Regions from separate parts of the Mus musculus genome. Here regions 1 and 3 are each linked to region 2. Evidence: chromatin loops called from intact Hi-C (ENCODE). Cell type or tissue: left cerebral cortex. All regions are shown on one strand.

Region 1 (8,000 bases), 53 kb after region 2:
TTGTAACTACTGGAGTTGAATTTTAAAACTCTGGGAACAAAGGCTAGACTATTTTAAACTTTCCTTGCACTTAGTTCAATGGAGAGTGGCAGAGCCACCGATCAGACCCCAGGCATCACTCCCAAGCTCAGTTAATTCATATTTTGCACAGCATAAAAGTATATGAACTAGGCCTGCCAAGACAGATATCCAGGCCTGACTCTAGCCAATCAGCAGAGGCAGCTGGCCTCAGATTAGTTAGAATCCGATGCCAGTGCCCCATGCTTCCTAGGGAGGCTGTGTCCCATGGGGTCTCATGACCTCTCCTTCCTGGAAAATGAAGTTGCAGACAGCAGAAAGAACTATAGTTACATCATCCCTCTCTCCCCTCCCCCTGCAGGCTCCAAAGAAGGCCAGCGTATCCTATCCAGTGCCTGGCCCAGGTCACCTAGCAATAGCTTGCCTATGTAGGCACTATAGCTCCAGGAAGAGTTGGGTCTCCCAAAGGACAGTGGGTCCAGGAGGTGCCCTTGTTCCTGGCCTGACTCAGAACTATGGGCAGGGTGGAGAAGAGAGCGGAGACAGCAGGATGATACACATGGGCATGCAAGTTTTTATATCCTTACTCGAGTGAAAAGACACCCCTACTCCCACCCCTGTCCCAGTCGTATGTGACCCAGGCTGGCTCTGAAACTGCTATGTAGCCAAAGATGACTCGAACTTATGATCCTCTTGCCTTTGCTCCCAAAGGCCAGGGTTGCAGGCATAGATCACCACACCTGTTTTTATTTGGTGCTGGGAATCAAACACAGTACTCTGTCAACTGAGTCATATCCCCAGCCCCACAAAATGACATTCTTGATATTCACTTGTGGGAAAACGTCAACATGTTCTAGGTATTTATTATGAAGGAATCATTAATTTTGTTGGATGTGACAATAGCCTTACAGTTATGCAATCAAGGAAAATCCTTATTTAGAGTAAAATGCTGTATCTGGAATTAAAGAAGTGCTCTGAGGGCTTCTAACAAGCGTGGGGAAGATGTAAGGTTGGCAAGTGAAGAATCCAGATGAAGGGGTTGGTATGCTATCTGCTCCACTCCAGTGCTAATCTGAATTATTCTGCCACACAAGGGCTTTTGTTTGTTTTGATGACAAGTGTTGTGGGCTGAGGCCACACTGGGAAACTCTGGCAGGAAGCAGAGCCACAGGTCGCCACCACCTTTAGGGTACTGGGCTCTGCAAGCATGGGAGGCAGATGCTCTGCCCAACTGGAAAGAATGTCTGTGCAAGGCGATGGCACTTCATAGAGAGAGCCTCTGATAGCAGTAACAGTATCCACTGAGCCCACAGCAGTGTCTAGGCCTTCAGGGAAACTAACAGTAAGATAATCTCCATGGAAACCATCTATTCTGAGTTTTTTTTTCTTTTGCCATGGTAACCAATAAGAACATAAACATAAGTATTATCCAACACCCTTACACCACATGGTCAACACCACTAGCCAATCTGGAAAATATAAAATGCAAAAAGGGGTTTTCCATTTCAAATGAGAAGCTCTGGAGTCTAATCCAGACATGTAGCTTCTACCTCCCTTTGTGGCCCGAGGGATGCCCGTACCACCCCATGCCAGCAGCTGCCAGAGGAACAAATGAAGCCAGAAAGTTACTTTCTTCATTTAGTCTGAGACCATGAAAAAACAAAACAAAAATGTAAAAACAAAAACCAAAAACAGCCTTAAGGAAGGGGCCAAAGCCAGTCAGCTACCAGGCTCACGCACTGAGGCACATGACTCGGTGGTCCCAGGCAATGGCCTCCACACCCTGACTCCTCAGCATCCTGTCCCAGGCGCACACTGGCTGCTCTGGGAGAGCCAAGCTCAGGCCTAGGGCTGTGAGCAACTGATGGTGGAAAGGAGAGCGTACGTACTCTGGGAAGCAGGCGGCTCTGGGCAGGCGTGGTCAGAAGACAACCTAGGGCTGAGGAGATAGCTCAGGGAGTCAAGGTGCTTGCTTCCAAATTTGATGACCTGAGTTCAAGACCCACATGGTAGAAAGAGAGAACTAACTTCTGAAAGTTGTCTTCAGACTTCTACTCTTTCACTGTAACACACACACACACACACACACACACACACAATCTATCTATCTATCTATCTATCTATCTATCTATCTATCTATCTATCTATCTATCTATCTATCTAAAAATAGAAAAGGCCAGGTGTGATGACTTTTAATCCTAGTTCTCAGGAGATAGGCAGACTGATCTCTGGGTTCCAGGCCAGCCTGGTTTGGCCTACATAGTGATTTTCAGGATGGCCAAGCTATGCAGAGACCCTGTTTGTTTGTTTGTTTGTTTGCTTGTTTTTTAAAAAGGAAGGAGAGGAGAGGAGAGGAGAGGAGAGGAGAGGAGAGGAGAGGAGAGGAGAGGAGAGGAGAGGAGAGGAGAGGAGAGGAGAGGAGAGGAGAAAGAGAAAGACTTTCCAGCCTGGGAAAGACTGCATGAAGGAGGTACCATCTGGAAAGAACCAATGGTGGAAGGCATCTCTGCTGGGAACAGAGAAGCAGAGCTAGCTCAAGCATCTGGGCCTGTTTCTACATGGGGCTTGTTTCTCCCACTTTCAGCTTTCTGGGTTTAAAAAATAGAATAGAGCCAAAAGAAGAGAAAAGGACGAGCCTCAAGCGCCCGAAGGCCCAGTGCTCATGCGTGCTCTGCTTGCACCACAAAGCTGGCTGCATTCTTCTGTGGCTCTGCCGGCTCTTCTGTAGAGAGGGGGGGTCTGCAAAGTGTGGACAGACAGGGCTTGTCATCATCATCAGAAAAATGGCAACGCCACAGCAGTTGCTGAGATGACAGGCACTCAAGGGCTGTGTGCGCCTTATGGCTAAGCACAATGGTTTGGCTACCCCATTGTTGCCTGACTTGGAACCATCTCTCCGCATGCAGAAGTGGGGCTCCCAACAGTCCTGAGCCCACAGCAAGAAGGAAGATCTCCCAAAGGAGTTAGCAGAGCTCAAAAGAAGGGTGTGCATGGTTGGATTTACATGCTGGGTGAGTCCTGATGCATGCAGAACTGAACCTGAGGCCTCTGAGCTCCATGCAGATTCAAGAGTCAGCAGGCTCTCTAGAGGATGGAGCTGGTCTAAGGATCCACATCTAAGGGATGTAACAGAGGTAGGAAACAGAGACACAAAAAGAGACATTGAGGACAATGCAGAAAGCAGTGGCTGGAAATGGAGCTTCAAGAACAAACTACTAGATTATAGACAGCATCTAACAGCAGCCAGGAGGCAAGAGGGAAAGACAAGCCTGGCAGAAGCCCATGCCAGGGCAGCATCTTCCTTCCTGACAGTCTTTGCTGGTGAGAAGGCTGTAGGTCAGCCTGCCTAGTTCTAAGCCCACTGATGGGTGCTTATAGGTTTAAAAGACTCACAGGACAGCACTGGAATCTCTTGGAACAATACTGAAGATTCAAACCAGAGCCACATCCCTCTCTTCAATTGCCTCTCCTAAGCTGCAACTTGAACCAGTCACAGAAATATCTAAGATGGAAAAGGACTCCTTGTCTGGGATGTCAAACACCACTGGACACATCTTCCAATAGACCAATTTTCAGAGTGGTCTGCACTGGCCACATCGCTGTCTGATGTGTTAGAAGTAGAAACTCTCTAGCAAGTAAGACACCCTGGGGATGGCCAAGCCGGCAGTTACGTTTTAACATCCCCATATTGCTATGATGCACCACTAAGTTTGAGAACCAATTGGAGAAGCTTCTGACAATAAATATATGTCAAATGTTAAAAAGACTGCCTTGGCTGGGCGTGGTGGCACACACTTTTAATCCCAATAATGGGGAAGCAGCAGGAACTAGACAAATCGCTATGAGTTTGAGAACAGCAGCCAAGATCTTATAGTGAGACTCAAAACAAAAATCTGTCTTTATCCTGACAGCTAACATGGACTCCTGCAAATGTCACCTTGTGCAAATGCAATCCGTCCTTGTAAGATTTCCACTTTCACACCAGGAAGGCATCTGAGCAGCCAGATTACCTGACATCCCAGTCCTGTTTCTGGATCCGCAGCACGCCATGTCTGCAGCGTGACACTAAGCAGCAGCAGTAGGCACTAATGATCACACTTGACCAACAACGGTAGGAATGCAGACACAGCCCCTAAGGCAGCAATGCCACGGTTCTACATGTGAGTGTGTACTCACACACACACTGAGCCTGGGGGCCTGTCTTAGGTCTGAGGGTGCTGAAGGAGAAATGGGGAGACGCCTTTTGATTCTTCATCCAAGGCCCTCTTGGTTTTGCTGCATCCCAACCCAGGGGCCCGCACTTGACTGGGTCTAGAACCATTTACCAGAATGTCATATGATCTGAGTGTAGGCTCCTCCTCTGCATGCAGAAGGCATGAATGAATTGTGCCAGGAGCCACACAGAGATATACAACAGTCTTAACATCCCCACTGTTCCTAAGTCCCTCAAAGTCCTCTGAGATCTACAAAGCATCCCAACACCAAACAGAGGATCGGGGCCCCTCAGGAGAGGGGCCAAGCTATGACTCACAGAGATGAGGAACACGATGGACAAAGCTGGTCATTCAGCCAGGTGCACAACGTATACACATAAAGAGACACCGCACAACGACCAAGATGCCCTGGGCCCAGAGGCAAGGGCAGCACCAAATGATGGGGCAATGGGCCCTGTAAAACCAACCCTTTTCCAAGCTGTGCAACTCCTGGACATCTGATTCACTGGAGCAGACAGAAAGCCAAGATTTCCCTTTAACAGTCTTGAGGGAAAAGAAAAAAAGCCAGAAATGGGGTCAAGTGGAGAAGGGAGAAGTTCCTTTTTAGACACATAAATCTGGGGTTCGTTCTGCTTCAGATACCCTCAATGACCCTCCTGCTGAGCATGCCTTCAAATTCAAGTTTCCTTTACTTTACATTTTGTTTTTTGGGGGCAGGCTCCCCTGTAGCTCAGGCTGGCCTCCAATCTTCCTCCCACCACCTTCCAAGGGCTGGAATTATAGACGTGTGCCATCCACACCCAGCTTGAGTCCTTATTTCTCACTACAAAAGCAAATGCCAGCACCAGACATTTATATTCTGGGAAACAGACCCAATGCAGGAAGTCAAACTGCTAATAGTTTGAGCATTTGTATCCCCCATAAAATTTATACGTTAGAATCATAATCCCTAGCATATTTGGAATTAAGCCTCTGGGGGGAGGTGGTAACTGGGTCATGAGGACAGAGCCGTCTTGATTAGGATTAGTGCCCTTATAAAAGGGTTTTAGCCAGCACTGTTTACTGCAGTAGAACACAGAGGAAAGGAATTAGCCCGTACCAGCACATCCTCACCAGTGCCTCTGGAACTATCAGACATGAATGTCATGACATTCATGTGTTGTTTAAAAGCTACTTAGTCCACAGTATTTTGTTACAGCAGCCAAAAGGTACCGAGATGAGATCCTTGGGGCAAATGGAAATGTTTCCTCCTCTGTGCCTCCTTAGGTGAGGTTCCTGTGGGGAAAAGCTAGGTCTTGAAAACCCCCACAAACACTCAGGACCCTCCAGATCCTCAGAATAGGGGAAATAGCTATGGAGCAGAAATCAAATCTCCTTTGCACCCAAAAACCAGAAGCACATGGCAGAACCCAAAACAAAACACAGGCATAGCGGACAACTAGAACTTTGCCCTTAGAACTTGAGGCACAAGGTAGAAGAGGGGGTCTCAAGGAGGAGGCCCTGGGCTAAGGGCAGATACCCTTGGCTAAGCCAATCACTTCTCTGGGAAAGGTTCTAGCACTAAGGCTCTGAGGTTCCTGGGCATTTTGTCCTTAAGAGTTTTGAAGATGTGTGTGTATGTGTGTGTGTCTGTGTGTCTGTATGTGTGATGTAGTATGTATGGAGTGTGTGTGTGTGGCATGTTTGTGTATGTGATGTGTGTGTGATATAGTGTGTGGTATGTTTGTGTGGTGTGTGTGTGATATAGTGTGTGGTGTGTGATGTGTGGTGTGTGTGTGATATGTGTGTTGTTTGTGTGTGTTGTGTATGGTGTGATGGATGCGTGTGGTATGTATATGTGTGGTGCATTGTGTAAGTGTATATATGTGATTGTTTCTACCCTCCTCAGAGGTTTACCTTCTACTCTGCAAGCTCAGAGGACTTTGGATCTGTCAGTTAAGACAAACAATATATGTTTGGAGGGGTCTAAAACCCTCCCTGGTCCCCACACGAACCACCTGAGGGAGGCCAGCACCGGAAATTATCCCAGTCAGCAATGCACCCACACCCTTGTCCAGTGTCCCTCTCCCCAGAAGTTCAAGTTTGAACACTTGGTCCCTCTGACTGGCTCTCAGAAGACCAAAGAGGGAGAAGAACATTCTTGAAATGGCTATGCTTCATGGGCACTGCCCATGTGCCAGGAACAGAGCCAGGCGCTGCTTGGCATACCACCCGTGAAATCTCACCAAAGGAGGACCCAGCGTCTCCCAGGTTGAGAAGAGGAACCAAGACCTCAGAGATCCAGCCACTGGTTGGTCGGGAGCCAGAAGCCAAGCTCTTAACCACAGGTAGCTTTCCTCCTTCAAATGTCACCTTGAGAAGTGAGCAGAGACGCGCCCTCAACCCACAGACCAAGGTTAATTTCTAACCCGGAGCTGCCAACCTTGAGAGTTCAGGAAGTGGGGTGGTGTTTTTCTCTGTCCGTTTCATTGAACTACCTAGAACGAGGTGTTCTTCATTTCCCACCCCACCTAGTACAACTCCTCAATTGCATAATGAGCCTCTGACTATGGCAAAAATAAGGGCAGATCCAAATAAATCCATCCTTATTCATTAAAAGTAGATTTTAAAAGTTGGGCATTTAATTTAATGCATTTAATTTTAGTATGCAGTCAGAGGCAGGCAGATCTCTGAGCTCAAAGTCAGCCTGATCTATGTGGAGAGACCTGTCCAATACAAAACAAACAAGATGTTTAAAAGTACTTTTGGGGATGGAGAGATGACTTAGTGGTTAAGAGCACTGAATGCTCTTCCAGAGGTCCTGAGTTCAATTCCCAGCAACCACATGGTGGCTCACAACCATCTGTAATGGAATGTGATGCCCTCTTCTGATGTGTCTGAAGACAGCTACAGTGTACTCATATGCATAAAATAAATATTTTTTTTTAAGTACTTCTGCAGCTGGAGTAGAAATCTGTCCTGGAGAAGATTTGGGGTGGGCAAGATGCTAACTCTGAAATCAGCCAAGACACCAGGGTCTTTCTGCCTAAGGAACAGACCCTTCAGTCCAGAGAACAGGAGGATGGGTAAGAACAGTGGGCAGGGCTGCAGCAAGGAACAGGCTAAGCAGTAGTTCCCTGAAACACCACTACAAGCATCTGCTACAGAGAAGCCCTCTGGATACCCCCACCCGTACCCCTCCAGGAGGCACTCATCTGCCCACAAGCCATCCTTCTATCCTTCTTCCAGGGCAGAGCATGGAGCTTCCTGCCTACTCTCAGTCCACAGCGTGGCCTGGAATCCTTCATGTGCAATCTTCCAAGCATAGAAAGAACCCCAGCCACGAGCCCTGAAATCCCTCCTTTGTACAACTCGACCAAGAACAGAGGGAAAATGGCACCCATTCTTCTCAGTCTGAATGGCTGGAAAATGGCTTTTGCTTTTCAACATGAAATGTGCCTAAAAATAAGCTGTGAATCTCAACCAGAGGTTGAAAATAGCTCCACAGTGAGCACAGCTCCTCTCCGAGTGAGTTTAAGGACAGCCTTCATTCCAGGATCTGAAAGCTGAAACGTCACGTTCAGAGACGAGGTCACAGGCAGGGCGGCTCAAGGGTGAAGGACCTCCAAAGGCTCACAAGCTTGTCCTTGCCAGTCTCTGCTAGGGGATGCGGGAGCAGCAAGGATCCAGGCAAGGTCTGTCCCTCTGGTTTCCAATGGCCACACTGGAGAAAGCACAAGTCAGAAGTTTCACATGTGCTTGGCCCCATGAACTCCCTGACAATCCTAA
Region 2 (8,000 bases):
ACAGTCCCAGGCTCCTTACGATCCCTGCCTCCAAGCCTCCTGTGCCAGGGACACAGCTGACAACTGATGCTCTCCTGTAGGACAGTTACCGGTTATTCTTTACTGTCTCTGGCCTGGCCAGGCTCCCCTCATCATCTCTGTTCACCTAGCAGACCTCCTAAGCAAACAGTAGGATTGGCAGCCTGGCCGATGGCTCCTGGTGTTAGGGGCAGGACAGGGGGCAGTTGTGGCTCTGTAAGGAGTCAAGTGGTCTGACTTTGAAATTTGGGAAAGGGGTGAGGGAAAAGCCCTCAGAGTGACACGGTAGGGTCACTCCCAGATGACCCACAGAGCTTTCGAAGTGTGGCTCAGGCCTGTCTCGGGGAGTCCAAATGAGGGAGTGGGGGGCCTGATTCACTTATCATCATATCTGGGAACCTTCTCTTCCACCTCTGCATCCTGGACTCTTTCCTTGGGTCTCACCAGAAATGGAGGAGATAATAAAACCATCCACAAGCCTGGCTTTAGTCCTGAGCAACCTGGGGTCCTTCTCTCTGTGCCTTCCCTTCTTGTGGGAGCCCAAATGCTGAGGCTGCACCTCCAGACTGCTTGGCTCTGTCCCCTGGGGCAGGCTTGGAAGCTCTAGGCAGCCCCTCCCCCAGACCTCAGCTTCCTTCCTTCCTCCCAGCCCGGGCACCTAGTTTTGGTTCCCTGTAAGCGGATGAGGCGGGGGAAGCCTCCCACTTCCTGTTGTTAAAGTTAGCCCAGCCCAGCTGACACTAAACGCCCTCAGCTGGACACTGTGGCCATCAATCTGGAAAACACTGCCCAGGTCCCCCTCACCCCGACACTGGAGGCTGGTCAGGCTCGCAGAGCATAAGGTTTCTGTTTATCCTGAGCCTGTGCCCTTTCCTGGCTGCCTGGTTAAGACCTGAGGCCAGAAAGGATGACCTCCAGGCCAGCTGGCCAAGGAGGGAGCAGAAGGAGGAGCCAGAGTCAGCTGAGGTCGGGGACAGAGACCTTCCTCAAGCTGCCTCCACCTTCTCTATGAGGCAGCTAAGAGCACCTGGATCCCACAGAGACACTGGAGGGCACCCCATGTCCAGAGCACTGTGTCAGGTTAGGGACAGTCTGGTTCCCTGGGCTACCTCCTAGCCCTCTCAGAAGCATAATAAAGCCAAAAGAGGCGTCGTGACAGCCCCATGCTGCAGAGACACATGTGCCGAGGCGTGATGCAGAGCTACTGAGACCCGTGGGAGTCTGTGAGCTGTGATGTTTCAGCTTGCTACGCCTGAAACTACAGCAAAGCCAGAAAAACACAGGTTGGACCATAGAGTCCAATAGGTACTGAGAGCTGGGGGAATCCAGGATTCAGGGGACTGCTCAGGTCCTAACAGGTAGAGGTGCCCGAGGGACTCCGTGAGTCACAGCAAGCACGGGTACACCCACGGGCACATGCCGGCACATGCAGTGCACACACAGGTCTCGACAGGCCCAGAGGTACCCAGTTGGGCAGGGGCGACACCCAGCGTCCCTCACACACCTTGCCTCGCTCACCCACCCACCCACCCACCCCCTCTGCCCAGACAAAGACACCTACCAATGAAGCTGATGGCCTCGGGGAAGAACTGAGAGAGGTTCTGGCTCCAGTGGTCAGAGATGGGGATTTGCTTGTAGGTGAACTCACCACCGTGCTCAAAGGCGTTGGGCAGGTTGGGTGTGACGTTGAGGATGTATTTGATGCCGTATTTGCCAAGTACATCCAGGTTGGTAGAGTCCTTGGCACAGCCGAGGTAGAGGTAGGGCAGGATCTGGACTGGAAAGGCCGGCTGGCTGGATGGTACAGGGCTGCCATCCGACTCAGTGGCACTGCTGGGCAGCTCTCGGTCCGACTCGCCGTCTGAGCAGTCAGAGCTGATGCGCAGGCCCCCCAGGCCCAGCACGGAGGTGGGTGGCGAGCCACTCGGGGAGGACGAGCTGTCCACGTTAGTCTCACAATGCTCGGAGTATTCCGTCTGGAACTTGTTGAAACCACCTGTGGTCAGGGCAAGATTGGGGGTGGTGGGTGGTGGGGTGTCTGGTGAGTCCAAATGGGCCACAAAAGACTATTAACGGTCAGGACTCACACAACATGTCCATGTCAAAGGACAATGTGACCATGCCTAATACATCACACACGGACTCACTCATGTTCTGGCCATCTAAAAAATCACCACTTCACAGTTAAGGGAACTGAGGCTTTGAGTGGGTTCTGTAACTGTTAAAGTATACTGGCCCTATGGCTTGATATAGAGCACCTGAGGTCAAGTACCAGCTCCTTTCTCTTCCATACCTCCCACATACATCAACACACCTGAGTGCTTGCTCAGTAGTGGCCAATGGGCAAAGAAAGGCCAACAAACCCATCGCAGGCCAGCACCTGTAGGTCAGCAAACCCCTATTCCAAAGAGAGAGGAGCCAGAACACCTATGGGCCTGTCAGAGGCAGAGTCCAAGCAACCACACTTGGGGAGGGTGGTGTGAAGTCCCTTTCCCCAGCAAGAGGGGAACCGGGTACTAGCGATTCACCTTCCCTGGACAAGCACCCGACACACTGCATGTGACTCAAAGAGAGGGGCCACGGGGGCTAGACAAGGACAGGAGAGACAAGGAACACCATGAAGCTAGACATGGCCCTGCGGCACCCGAGGGTGCCGCAGGACTCCCCTCCCCTCCCAGCCTGTCTGCTGCCAGCAAGAGGCCATTTTGGAATGTTAATTGGAAACACCGGCTGCAGCCAATAGCTCCCCTCACCCCCTGGCCCGCAGGCAAGCTGCCTGTCTCCCCCTTCCATAAACTCAGGGGCAGCGAACTGAGGCCCATTCCCCATTCCCCAACACACACACACACTCACACCTGGGCCACTGCCCACACATCTGCAGAAGTGCCTCCAAGCCGTGATTCTGATTGATAGGGGCCATAGTGGGATCCCAGAGAAACCATCATAAACGGGCCCATGCACTGGAGGGTGGGTGATACTGAAAAAGGTACCTTCCCGATCCTATCTTCCTAATGACATAAATTCCTGTGGGCCCTGCTCTTTTCTGGGTTCCAGTACCGATCTCTCCCTTCCTCCGAGCTCAACTGGAGCCTGTGCGCTGTTGTCTACCCATCCACAGAGAAAAAAATTAAATAGGAAAGGGAAAGTTTGTTTCAGCCACTGAACGGTGCTGAGAAAGAGAACACAGATCGGGTTCCCTGTGCCTGGCTAAATCCACACCTTAGGGGATGGCTCCCAGAAGGGCGGATTCGGACCAGGGGCGACGTGGCGCCCGGCCTGGCCAAGCGAGTGGAAAGGAAACAGCCTGCAGCGAGGGCGCCAGGGAGCAGAGGCGCAGCCCCAATACCGCCTGGGGTCTAGGTTCTGTCCTCACCTTGGAGGTAGTAGGCCTGGCAGCCGTCGTCTCGCAGCTTCTGCAGGAGCAGGCCGAGAACGGAGGCGGGGGCGCCGGGCTCGGGCTGCCACTCCGCCGTGGCCTCGTCGTAGAGCAGCACGGTGGCCGCCTTGCAGCGCGTGGCGAAGCGCTCCTTGTCGGCATGGTTGGGAATGATGGAGCGGATGGGCAGGTTGCCTTTGCGCAGGCGGCGCAGCATGAGACCCGGGATGGCCAGGTTGATGGCCGTCTCAATGTGCGACGATTCGAAGAGCTCGTGCGGCCGGCAATCTAGCAGCAGCAGGGACGCGCCACCGCGCGCCTCCAGCTCCTCCTGCAGCCACTCGGCGCTCTTGCAGGGCATGGCCCCCGCTCCCGTCGTCGCTCCCGCTCCGATGCCTGCGCCGGACCCAGATCCCGCACCGGGCTCCGACCCCGCCCGAGTGCCCCCAGCCGCCGCCGCCGCCGCCGCCCCCGAAGTCGACATGTGCGCCCGCACTGGGGGCCCGCGGAGCTGGTTTTTCATGGGGATCCCGGGGCCGGGGCCGGGGCCGGGCAACCCAGCCCTGGGACGGCGCCCCGGCCGCGCTGGCCCCAGCCGCGTCTCCGGGCGCCCGCCTCCCGCCGAGCCGCGCGCCCGCCGCCCCGGCCTCCCAGCCTCCGGCCTCAGTCCCGCCCGGCCGGCCCTCCGCGCGTGCCGCGGCCTGACAGCCCCAATTAAACCGCGGCTCCGGCGGCCGCGCGCCCGGGCGTCCTCCGGGAGGCGGGGCCGTGAGGCCGGCGCCTGGGCTTAAAGGCACCGCGCCTCCGCAGCCCCTCCCCCGCAAGCGGCGCGGGAGCGCCCTCGGCCGGCTCCTACGGGCCCGCCTAGCCGGGACCTGGCTACCACCTGCCCAGGGGCGAGCCAAGGCGGCCTCGCAGATCTCTGGCTGAGCGCCTACATCTGTGCCTTGCAGAAAGGCTGCACTGGGACCCCACCTAACATTTACAGAAGCAGAATTTCTTCAGGATTGGGGGCAGGGGGCGGTCACCCAGAGCCAGTCTTCCCTCCTCTTGTCTGTTATCCTCATTCATTCTCTGATAGCGTTCATTCAACAAATGGAAACTGAATTCCTACTACGTGTCGTGCTCTGTGTTAGGCGGTCTTAGTTTCAGATGACCGCATCATCCCAACCCTTGATGGCCATAGGTTCCAGACCTGAGTTGGAGGGTCTGCTGAGGGAATAGGTGACTTGGGTTGGGGGGGGGGTGTTCAAGGACCGCTCTCGCAAATCGCAGGCAGAAGTGGAGGAATTCTGAAAGGACCAACCCTGGGTAAGGGAACGCGAGCTCTTTAAGAAAGCTTTTACAAGTGCGGTGGTGACTGGCCCGGAGTGAAGCGCCACGTGACTTTCCTATTGGGGCGGGTAGGAGGGAGGGAGCGCTCCATAATCAGCTTCCCTTCGCCTACCTCTCTCTCCAGGCACCAATCAAGTTTCGCGGTAGGCGGGCACGCGCTCGGCAGATAGTCAATCGCCGCCGAAAGAGGCTGCGGGGAAAGGAGGCGGGTCCCGCGGCGGGTCCACCCAGCTGGAAGTGGGCGGGGCCTCGTCCAGCGTGCTGTTCGGGCTCTCAGGCGGGTGGGGCTCAGGAGGTACGTGGCTCTGCAGGTAGGGCTCAAACAAAGCGGCAGGACCGACCGCAAGGTTTTGACCAGACCAAGGCGGTCTTTCCTTGGAGGGAGCTGTTCCTCCCAAGCCCCGAGTGCATTCTCTTAACAGGCTGGGGATCCCAACTTGAGGCTTAGTCCCTCACTCCGTCCCGGGCTAGTCATCTCTGAGCCAACTTGACCCTAACCCGGGATTGCGGTGTCAGGGGTGTCCGATCGGGCTACAGTTTCAATCTCCATCTCCCAATTAAATGTTCTCCCCCCTCCCTTTTTTTCTCAGCCGCAGGAGCCCTCTTCTACATTCGCTTAGAGAAAGGCCACAGTAGGGCAGCCAGGGAGGGTCTTGTCAGGAGGGGTTGTAGATATAAAGAGCTGACCCTTTTGTGAGTACTGTCCTGGACACAGCTGGTAGACAGCTTCCAGAGGCCAAGTGTTAAGTCCCAATCTGTCCTGCCAATTGGTGATGTGTGGTATATCCTGAGTACCAGTCTCCCTTCTTGGTTTCAGTTTTGCTAAGCGCTAAGCAGTGGTGACCGGGTTTCCTGTGTACTCTTGGCTGTCCTGGAATTCTCTCTGTAGCCTAGGCTGGCCTGGGTGCCTCTGCCTCCCAAGTGTTAGGATTAAAGGTGTGCACCATCACCTCTCGGCTTCTTTTAAATTTTTTAAAAAGATTGAAGTGTTTTCTCTATTTGAATGTCCATGGATCACAGAGGCCAGAAGAGACGGTAGGATCTCACAGAACTAGGATTACAGATGATTGTGAAGCGCTGTGTGGTGCTGCGAATCAAACCCAGAGAGAGACCTTTCTCTTTAGGAAAGATGGGCTCAGCTGATTTCATGATTTCCTAACATGCTGTTAGGGAGACATCCCCCCCAGAGGGACAAGCCAGAGTCACATTAACAAGAGTCTCCTGCTGTCCTCAGGCAAGGCTGGGTCCCATTGTGTGCAGACATGCTTGCTTCTGAGGGTCTCTGAATGGAAGGTGGGGAGAACTGGCTAGGTTCTGCCCAGTGATGGCTCCATTGAAAGAAGACATCTTTTGGGTGCACCCATAGTTCCACCCCATGCCCTAGAGAAAGGCTAGAGAGCCTGCCATTCCTTACATTAGCCATGATGTCTCACTGGCTGGCTTTCTCCCCTCTGGAGTCCCTCAAAGGGACACACACCTGCAGGATGCTGGAAACTGGAGCGGGCCCCCAGTGGGGGAGGGGTGTACTTGAGTAAGTATGGAAAAAGCATCAGAGTTTGGATGAGGGAGGCCATATGGGGAGGGGTTGACTATGGAGACAAAGAACAGCAAAGGCAGCCTGTGAGAGATGCTGGCAGGATCAGGGCCTCCACCCACCCAGGCTGGAGGGAAGTCCCAAAACCTTGCTTCTGAGTGGATACCCAGAACCCATGAGCCTTCCTCAAAGGGACTGTGAGAAGGCCCTTGGAACAGATGTTTGTTTGTTTTGCTGGAAACCTGGTACCTCATTCTCTTTAGTCCCTCCTGCATCTCAGAGAAGTGCCTAGCTTACCAAGGTGTCCCTGAGGGAAAGGAAGAGCAGACAAAGGCTTCCCTCACAGGTCTGCACCCCTGGGATAAGCAGACCCCAGAAGGTGGTTTGTAGGTGGGTTTACCTTAGCTCTTTGCAGGCAGAGCACACTTCCAGGCCTTTGCACCGTTGTGACAAGAATTCTTGAGGAGATCTCAACAAACACATCTGCCTCGCCCCAGCTAGGAAGCCTAAGACAGACCAAAGTATGGATACCACCAAAGTTCAACTTGGTGAAGCACGAGTTTTATTGGGGTCACTTACAGGGGCAGAAATGACTCAGAGAACGCTGTATCACCAAAGCCCACTCCAGCGAGGGTGACAGTTCACAAAAGCTGGGAACTTGGAGCACACTGCACACAGCCTACGGGCAACTCAACAGGTCGGAGAGAGTCCTTTCCAAGTGACTCAGTGGCTCCAGACCTCTTCCAGGTAGCTCGGCCAGTTTCTGCTGCTTCCAGGCCGCTGTTCTGGTCTCGAGAGTCTTCTTTGCCTCCGGGCTCTGGTCTTCCTAGAGGGACTCTCAGCTTTTCTTGCTTAGTCTGATGGGGAGGGGCCTAGTGAATCTGGTCGGTGTCAGGGACTTCCTGAAGCTATTTTGAGTTGTTTACCTTCCTGTTTAAGTAACTTCCCTGAAGGATGGAGTATTTCAATCCCAGAGGAAACTGTTACACAACAACTGTCAACTACAAAACTCAGACTTTTTTTTTTCCCCCCTAGCCTTTGTCTACTCTCTGATCTCAGCTTAGGTGTCCCTGTCCAGATTCGCTGCTGTGAGCTTGCAGGACCCTTGTCCCCATCCGGTCTGCGTTCCATCACAGCTACCAGGCAACACCTCTACAGACTTCTTCAGTCTGGATGCCCAGTGGCATTTGTGGTCCTCCACTTCCTCTGTCCCTGTCTCATCCCTAATTACCTGGAACCCACAAGGCACGTTTGCAGCTGCCTTCCCTGGGTGTGCACATTCAATCCCAAATGACGGAGGAGGACAAGCCTGGCCGTGCTGCGGGGCCATTTCCTGCCTTTTGCTGTGTTCTAGGAGGAGCTGCAGATCCCCAAGAACAGATGTGAATTGGGGTGTACCTACCTCCTCCTCCCCCAGTGTGGCTCGTGACCCCATGGCTGTGTCAGTTTAAGCATCTTTGAAACAGACTTCCTCTGGTGCTTGCAGATTTCTTCAAGATGGACCGTCATGTTTTGAGTAGCACAGTCTGTAGGGAGGGGTCACTTTCTTGTCCTCTGAAGAAGCTGGATGTGTTTAGGTTGAATTCCTATTCTCCTTCTCCTTTCTGCAACCCCTCCATCTTTGTTTCTTGTTTCTGGCTTTGTTTGTTTGTTTGTTTGTTTGTTTGTTTTTGAGACAAGACCTCTCTTTTGTAGTCTGGGTTATAGCCCAGACTGGCTTCAAATTACAATCCCTGT
Region 3 (8,000 bases), 110 kb before region 2:
GCTCAGTGACAGAGCGAGGTCCTGAACTCAGTCACCATGCTCTAGAAAACCGCACTGTCAAGCCAGGCACGGTGGCACACCTAAAATCCTAGAATTTGGAAGGCGAAGACAAGGAGACTGCCACAAGTTCAAGGTCAGCCTGAGCTAGAATAAGACAATCTCTACAAGTCCCAGCTAAGAAGACATGGTCAGGTACATAGTAACAGAGAACTGGTCCTGTCCTTCTACTGAGCTTCCCAAGCTAAGGGACAAAGGCACAAGGCACAGGGCGCTGCAAACAGGGAACCCAGCATGCAGAACAGAGAACGCAGATGCCAGGATGACAACCACTCCAAGACACAGACATATTGGGGTACCCTAGGCTTGCTGCCCTGCACCCTCCTTGTACCCCGAGGACTAGGTTCCAAGTGAATCCTAAGTAGTACTGACTAAACCACGTGTGATGGAATTTCTTGCTGTCCCTTCTAGGCCCCAGTGTCCGTGAGCCAGCTCAGGACACTCCCTTCACTCACAGACAGGTCCAGCTTAGACCTGTTTCTGGGAGCTTAGGTAGGTGTTTCGAACTCTCAGCCAGCAGACCAAGACAGCTGCACCCCTAATCACAAGCCTGCAGACATCCCATCAGCTACCTGCTGTCGCCCAGCACCCTGCCCAGGACTTCCTCCAGAAGGGACTTTAAAACCCATCAGGAATAGCAGTGTCCTGGGGCATGTCCCAGCACTTGAGGGCAGAGGCAGGCAGGTCTCTCTGAGTTTGAGGCCAGCTTGGTCTACATAGCGAGTTCCAGGGCAGCCAGAGTTACAAAGTCCCTGCCTAAAAGAACAGAACAAAAAACCATGTCTCAGGAAAGTCAAGGCCAGACCTTGGCCCAGAGTTATGTCCTTTCTGAGTGCATCCAAACCAATCAGTCTCTTACTTCAGGGCCCACACACAGAAAAGCAGACTAGAGTTAGAGGTGTGGCGGCTCAGCAGGTAAAGACACTTGATGCTGAGACCTTATAAACGGCATTTAGCAATTCTGCTTTTTTGTTTTGTTTTGTTTTGTTTCCCAAGACATATTTTCGCCACGTAGCCCAGGCTGGCCTCAAACTCACAGATCTGTCTGCCTCTGCCTCCTAGGTACTGAGGAATTAAAGGTGTGCGCCACCACGCCCAGCACCACTTTTTGTTTAAAAAAAAAATCCCTTTTGAAAGAAAAGCTGTTTCAACCCTGAATTTAAGGTGTGTACGCATTTATTTTTACTTTCACCCAAGTTAGATCAGCAGAAGAAAACTGAGTGGTGCTTCTGTAGTTATCACATTTATTTCGTGACACAAGTTAAAAGACTTAAGAGGTGGTAAAGAATGGGCTGGAAAAAAATGGCTCATCGGCTAAGAACTCCTGCTGTTCTTACAGCGACCCTGGGTTCAGTCCCAGCACCCCTCAGGTGGCTCGCTCGCAACCCCCTGATGTGACAGTTCCAGGGGCTCCAATGTCCTCGGTCTCCCATGGGCATCAGCATGTACACACACACACATAAATAAATAAATAAATAAATAAATAAATACCCAAAGTGTTTAGCACAGGTCCTGGAGGCAGAAGCAGGCAATGTCTTTGAGGTTAAGGCCAGCCTGATCTATACAGGTTGTTCCAGGACAGCCATGGCTACGTGGAAAAACCTTGCCAAAAAAAAAAAAAAAAAGCTGAGCAAATTAAGGCACCACATATTCACTTTTAGAAGCAGAACTGATAGCCAGGTCTGTAATCCTGGCACTCGGGAGGCAGAAGCAGGCAGATCTCTTAAGTTCACGGCTACCCTGGCCTGTACCTATCACCTGCCGGTTTATCCTTTCTTCCTTCCACCCTGGCACACTAATACCCCAGATTTGTCTCTGGTCCCTGAACCTCTTCCCTACCGCTCCAGGACACTCCTCGTCTCTCCAGGCTCAACTTTTTAAAAGGCTTCTTCTGTTCTCACAACACATGTCTCCAAGATACACACCTGCAGACACTGACACGGCCTCTCTCCACTTGCCTGCTCACCCGTGTTCGCAACAGTGAAACAAGACCCTAATGTTAGGAAGGCTACATATGTGACAGTACAAAGCTGAAGCCTAGGATCATTCGAACCCAGGAGATCAAGGCCACCTTGGGCAAAACAACAGAGACCTCATCTCAAAAAGGTGCCCAAGGACACCAGTCGTTGTGGTACTGTGTGAAGATGGAATTAAGAACAGGAGGATGTGTTCTGTACCGTTCTCTCCTTGCCTCTCAATCAATCCAGACCTGTGCCTGCCTCCATGTCATAAAGCGAAAAAAGGTCCCAAGCTCTCCCTCCCACAGGAGCCCAGCGTCTTCCCCATAGACACATCAGAGATAAACGACGATATCTCACTGCCGGAAACTGGAGGGTAGACCCAGGATCTCGAGCCAAACACCCAGCTCTGTTGCCAGTCGCACTGAGTCTTCTAGTCACCACGAGCCTCCGTTTATCCTTCCTCCCGGTAAAAACTCACCTCTCGCTCTCAGAATCGCTGGAAATCTCTTCATTCATTTTGCCGCCACCCTTGGACTTGCCCCTGTCCGCAGCAGAGTCTACCTGGAAATCAAACGATCCTCTCTTGGTCACGAGGCCCAGGACTGAGAGAGGCAAGTAGCACCTGGCCCTGGCCAAGTAGAAGGTTTCCCAGGATTTGGTGGATAGAAGAAAAGAGATGTAGGCTTCCTTCTGACGGAGCCCTTGGCAAAGATACTTGCCCCGATGGGGGCCCTGGGATGGAACGATGGCTCTCCCAGGAGCTAGATCGGTCGCGCCCAAGAGTACACCATGCTCACCTTTCGCCGCCGCTTGCCGGCCACCGGAGCCGCCCCGGGCCCGGGAGCTGGCTTTGCCCGCTTACGAGTTGCCACGGCGGTCGACATACTGTTCAAGGTGCCGCTACCCCGAAGAACTCACATGGCTGCTAAACCCCAGCCGCATGGCAAGACCCGGAGCCCTGATAGGTTCCCACGGCGCAGCGGGCCCCACCTTCCGCAGCTCCATTGGGCCCTTGAGAAGATCCTGCCACGCCCCCAAACGTCTATTGGACCGACGCAGCTGGACACGCCTTCAAGAGCTCCTATAGGCTCCGGCGCCAGCCTGGAGTAGGAAGCAAGTCTCTCTTGCGATTTCCGGCCTGGGCCTGTGGCGCTTGCGCTCTGCTAACGCCTGACTAGCAGGGAGGGGTGGGGCCAGGAGGGCATGCGGTGCTTGCGTCTTATGGCCACAAGGTGGAGCCAGAGGTGCGGGGTTCTGTGATTTTTCCGCTGGAACAGCGATTGAAGCTAATACAACCAGACTCTAAAACTTAAGGAATGGAATTCAGGCAGCTCTGGAGAGGAGACAGCATCCGAACCCAGAGCCAAAATCACCGGGCAAATAATGGATATATGCTGTATGTGCCTAGTCAAAGCTGCATGAGGGGCCAGTCAGTCCGAGCGGCTTTGGATACGTCTACATTACTGTCATTTCATCTCTGGGACTGGCCACCAACCTCAGCCTACCCAGCCTCTGACTCACCCCACTAGCGGCCAAAAGCTGGAATTCTACACCACCCCCAAGCTCTTTCCCCTCCTCACGTGATTGCTGGGAAATCCCTACCAAAAACTAGCTGAAGGCTCACGAAGGGTCGCTAGATGGGATCCCAGACTTGGAACTTGTTTCTTAGGAGGCACATTCAGCATTCCTGATACCGGGCTGGATAACAGCCACCTCTTCCAGGGTCCTGTTTCATTTGGGTGAGTGTCCTTTGGCCCTGCCCTAGAGTCCTCTGCAGGGCAGGGAAGGGTGAGGTTAAAGTGGCTCTTGCTCTCTCTGGCACTTGAAAGCCTGAAACTTTGGCTGGCACCCCAGAACTCAGGACTGTTAGCAAAAGGCTACACCACTTGGTCCTAAGCTCTAGAGAGGTAGATCCAGCTGCAGAAGGGCAACTTATAGGGTCCTTCCCCTGTAGCTCAGATGATTCAGCCCAGCAACCTAGCCAGATGACTGACAGGAGGAGGAAATGTTCTAGAAGGGGAAGGGCCCCAGCGTGGGTGGGGTGAGCCGGCTTTCACTTTTTCTGCTGCCTCGGGGAACACCTCGAGCCAACTGCTTCCTAACTCCAGGGTGGGCAGAACTGACGGGCTCTAAGCTTCTGCATCTCTGAGGTACAAAGTGCAGGTTTGGAGATGGGGATATGTAAACCAAGGAGTAGGAGGCCAGCCTCCTAAAGGGCAAATCTGAACGCTCCCTACCTCTTGCCCCAGGAGAACCATGGCTCCAAAACGAAAGGCCTCTGTGCAGACTGAGGGCTCCAAGAAGCGGCGACAAGGGACAGAGGAGGAGGACAGCTTCCGGTCCACTGCCGAGGCTCTCAGAGCAGCACCTGCTGATAATCGGGTCATCCGTGTGGACCCCTCATGTCCATTCAGCCGGAACCCCGGGATACAGGTGAGCTGAAGCCATGTTCAGACCGCAGCCTTTTTGTTTGTTTGTTTTTGTTTGCTTGTTTTGTTGTGTTGTTGTTTTTCAAGACAGGGTTTCTCTGTATGGCCCTGGCTGTCCTGGAACTCATTTTGTAGACCAGGCTGGCCTCTGGCCTCGAATTCAGAAATCCGCCTGTCTCTGTCTCCCAAGTGCTGGGATTAAAGGCGTGGGCCACCACCGCCTGGCAGACCACAGCCTTCTTTCTCCTCCTTGGGTTCTCTGTTCTAGCCAGGGATTGCGTACCTGTCTTCTGAAGACTGCCAAGGTGGGCTGTTATTCCATTGGGTCAAGGTGTACCATGTCTGACCATCAGACACTAGGGTGCATCACACTCAAGGAAGGGGCCTGACTCAATTTCCCCCGGGACCCTCTTCCGTGTTCCCTCAAACTGAGCCCTCAGGGCAGAGCCAGGTCTTTTTTCAGATTCCCCCACCCAGGAAGCAGCTGCATCCTCTCCAAATTCCCAAGCCCACAGCAGGGCTTCATCACATCCAGTCAGACTGTGACCCTGCCCCCCAAGGGCAGAGACACCCAAGTGCCAAAGACAAGGCCCCCCCCATGATGTTCCCTGGTGTACACACCCAGCCCACGCCCCACGGACTCACCCTACACAGGTCCACGAGGACTATGACTGTACCCTGAACCAGACCAACATCGGCAACAACAACAACAAGTTCTATATTATCCAACTGCTGGAGGAGGGTAGTCGCTTCTTCTGCTGGAATCGCTGGGGCCGCGTGGTGAGCGAGCCATCGCCCGGGCTGCCCTCCCCCATCCCCCCTCCCCCCCTTGGGCATCCAAAGAGCTGGCTTCGTCTGCAGCTGTTTGGAGGGCCCAGCCCAGAGACCAGCAAATCTTGCTGGTGGACACACCCCTGAAAGTTGTCCCTTGCAGGGAGAGGTGGGCCAGAGCAAGATGAACCACTTCACCTGCCTGGAAGATGCAAAGAAGGACTTTAAGAAGAAATTTTGGGAGAAGACTAAAAACAAATGGGAGGAGCGGGACCGTTTTGTGGCCCAGCCCAACAAGTACACACTTATAGAAGTCCAGGGAGAAGCAGAGAGCCAAGAGGCTGTAGTGAAGGTGATGGGGCAGCAGGGGGCAGCAGGGGGTAGAGGGGAGGGACTGCCTGCCAGCCCATCCTCCAGTCCCATCCTCCCTCTCTGGTCTCAGCCGAGGCCCTGCTCCCTGTGTGGGCATTCTGCCTAATGGCTGCTGCCCGAGCAGGCCTTATCTCCCCAGGTGTACAGCGGCCCTGTGAGGACCGTGGTCAAGCCCTGCTCCCTAGACCCTGCCACCCAGAACCTTATCACCAACATCTTCAGCAAAGAGATGTTCAAGAATGCAATGACCCTCATGAACCTGGGTGAGGAGGAGCTCTCTGCAGGGTGGCAGCTACCCCTGACCCCCACCCCCACCCCCACCCCCACCCCTGATCTCAGGGGCTACAGGGCTCAGCTCGTCCCTTCATCCCCCAGATGTGAAGAAGATGCCCTTGGGAAAGCTGACCAAGCAGCAGATTGCCCGTGGCTTCGAGGCCTTGGAAGCTCTAGAGGAGGCCATGAAAAACCCCACAGGGGATGGCCAGAGCCTGGAAGAGCTCTCCTCCTGCTTCTACACTGTCATCCCACACAACTTCGGCCGCAGCCGACCCCCGCCCATCAACTCCCCTGATGTGCTTCAGGCCAAGAAGGACATGCTGCTGGTGAGGGCTGGCCAGCCCAGAGAATACCAGGCAGCCTGGGCAAAGAGGAGAGGGGCACATGGCCACGTGGTCCAGAGGGACAGGCTGAGAGCCAAGAGAGGAGAGAGCTGGACAGAGAGATGGGGAGGAGATGGAATAGGCAGTGGGGTGTCTGTCACATGGGAGGGGCTGGGGCAGAAGTGGAAGCCCACAGGGCAGACAAGGTCCAGTGCCCGTTATCTTAGGTGCTAGCGGACATCGAGTTGGCGCAGACCTTGCAGGCAGCCCCTGGGGAGGAGGAGGAGAAAGTGGAAGAGGTGCCACACCCACTGGATCGAGACTACCAGCTCCTCAGGTGCCAGCTTCAACTGCTGGACTCCGGGGAGTCCGAGTACAAGGTGAACTCTGAACACCTGCCCTGGAGGTACCCTGGGAGCCCCTGGCTTGCAGCATTCCCTCCCATGTGCCCTGACCCAAGGAGCGCTCTGGAGCAGGAAGACCACAAGGACACTAGTCCACAAGTCTCCCACCTTTGGCCACTGGCCTTTCTTCTCCACAGGCAATACAGACCTACCTGAAACAGACTGGCAACAGCTACAGGTGCCCAGACCTGCGGCATGTTTGGAAAGTGAACCGAGAAGGGGAGGTGAGGGAGAGTCAGCCCCTGTATCACCACCCTGTCCCTTGGGGGTGGTGGGGAGCATTTACTTATCCGCCCCTTGCTAAGCTGGTTTAACAACCTTGACCAGTTTCCAGGTCAAGCGTATGCCAGGGACCCATGGGGCCCTAGGCATCGGTCACCCAAGAAGAGGGAGGAACACCTGAACCCTCTCGAGGCATGTTGCTGCCATTTTCTACCTTCCCCCACTCAGGGAGACAGGTTCCAGGCCCACTCCAAACTGGGCAATCGGAGGCTGCTGTGGCACGGCACCAATGTGGCCGTGGTGGCTGCCATCCTCACCAGTGGGCTCCGAATCATGCCACACTCGGGTGGTCGTGTTGGCAAGGGTATTTATTTTGCCTCTGAGAACAGCAAGTCAGCTGGCTATGGTGAGGCACCCCTGGGTGAAAACCTGGGTGGGGATGGGGGCTCCCCAAGACAGAGACTGAGCGCTTTACTGACACAGTGAGGTGTCCCAGGGCTCCGGGACTCTGAAGAAGCACCTGGCAGTTGGGGATGTGTCGTCCTAGAAGAGGGGAGGCAGATAGGATAAAAGCAAACAGACTCTGAGGAGCTAGAGAGCTCCTGAAGGGAGGGTGAAGGCTGTGTGGGCCTGGCCTCACTAGGACAGCTCATTCTATGTGGAAGTTCCCAGCAGTGTCAGGGGACGAGGGGCAGGGACATGGAACCATCAAGGGAGCCTTCTCCAGAAAGCCTCAGAGAGCCTGAGCTGGCCGTACACATCCAAGAATCTTGTGACTGGAGCTGTAGAGAGGGTGACAGAGGCGTGGAGGCTGGGCCCACTGTCTCTCTCTGCTCTGCTCTGTCTCTTTGTCTGTCTAGCTCTGTGTCTCTCTCTCTTCCTCCTTCCCTTCCTCCCTCCCTCTCTGGGCACTGGCTCTGGCCCCAGAGCTGCAGAAATGAGAGGAGAGAACTCATGAGCAGGGTGTGTGAGGCCGTGTGTGGGAAAAGGTCAAAGATAACTCCAGTTATGTCCAAGTTCATAGTCAGGGTATCCTCAGTTGAGTGACCTCATCAGCCCATGCTGTCCCCATCACTGGAGGGTACGATCACCTTCCAGTCCAAGAAAGCAAGGGTCTAAGCAAAAACAAATGGGGCTCAAGTTCTTGGCAGACAGACAGATGGAAGAAGAGGTCTACTAAGATGT

What was found. Hi-C counts contacts between places; a loop is a spot of excess contacts. Peaks named below come from ENCODE experiments on the same cell type or tissue, not always from the same donor. Only the 100,000 strongest peaks of a DNase experiment are listed, where the experiment ranks them.
Region 1: it touches region 2 in a loop (2.7-fold over the local background); 11 of 42 quality-filtered maps call a loop at or near these places.
Region 3: it touches region 2 in a loop (3-fold over the local background); 9 of 42 quality-filtered maps call a loop at or near these places.

The regions. Positions count from the first base shown.
Region 1 is chr9:106,311,638-106,319,637 of GRCm38, reverse strand. The region is part of intron 9 of Poc1a (POC1 centriolar protein A); the gene reads right to left. Among named protein-coding and RNA genes, the nearest start is that of Poc1a, 35 kb to the right of the region's middle. In left cerebral cortex, CTCF peaks have their summits at 7,362 and 7,710; DNase peaks (open chromatin) are centred at 1,353, 2,593, 4,895 and 7,604; H3K27ac peaks cover 6,128 bases.
Region 2 is chr9:106,364,715-106,372,714 of GRCm38, reverse strand. Dusp7 (dual specificity phosphatase 7) reads right to left here and starts at 4,083. Exons shown (of 3, transcript NM_153459.4): 1 at 3,392-4,083; 2 at 1,580-2,014. The coding sequence starts at 3,917. In left cerebral cortex, CTCF peaks have their summits at 782 (motif pointing left), 3,731, 4,308 and 4,910; DNase peaks (open chromatin) are centred at 3,623, 4,216, 4,406, 4,863 and 6 more places; H3K4me3 peaks cover 5,592 bases; H3K27ac peaks cover 5,081 bases.
Region 3 is chr9:106,472,250-106,480,249 of GRCm38, reverse strand. Parp3 (poly (ADP-ribose) polymerase family, member 3) reads left to right here and starts at 3,301. Exons shown (of 11, transcript NM_145619.3): 1 at 3,301-3,757; 2 at 4,268-4,451; 3 at 5,102-5,227; 4 at 5,382-5,570; 5 at 5,730-5,853; 6 at 5,966-6,192; 7 at 6,417-6,569; 8 at 6,731-6,817; 9 at 7,044-7,221. The coding sequence starts at 4,275. Rrp9 (RRP9, small subunit (SSU) processome component, homolog (yeast)) reads right to left here and starts at 2,941. Exons shown (of 15, transcript NM_145620.4): 1 at 2,816-2,941; 2 at 2,497-2,579. The coding sequence starts at 2,902. In left cerebral cortex, CTCF peaks have their summits at 3,253 (motif pointing right) and 5,587 (motif pointing right); DNase peaks (open chromatin) are centred at 3,111, 3,979 and 5,570; H3K4me3 peaks cover 1,886 bases; H3K27ac peaks cover 3,097 bases.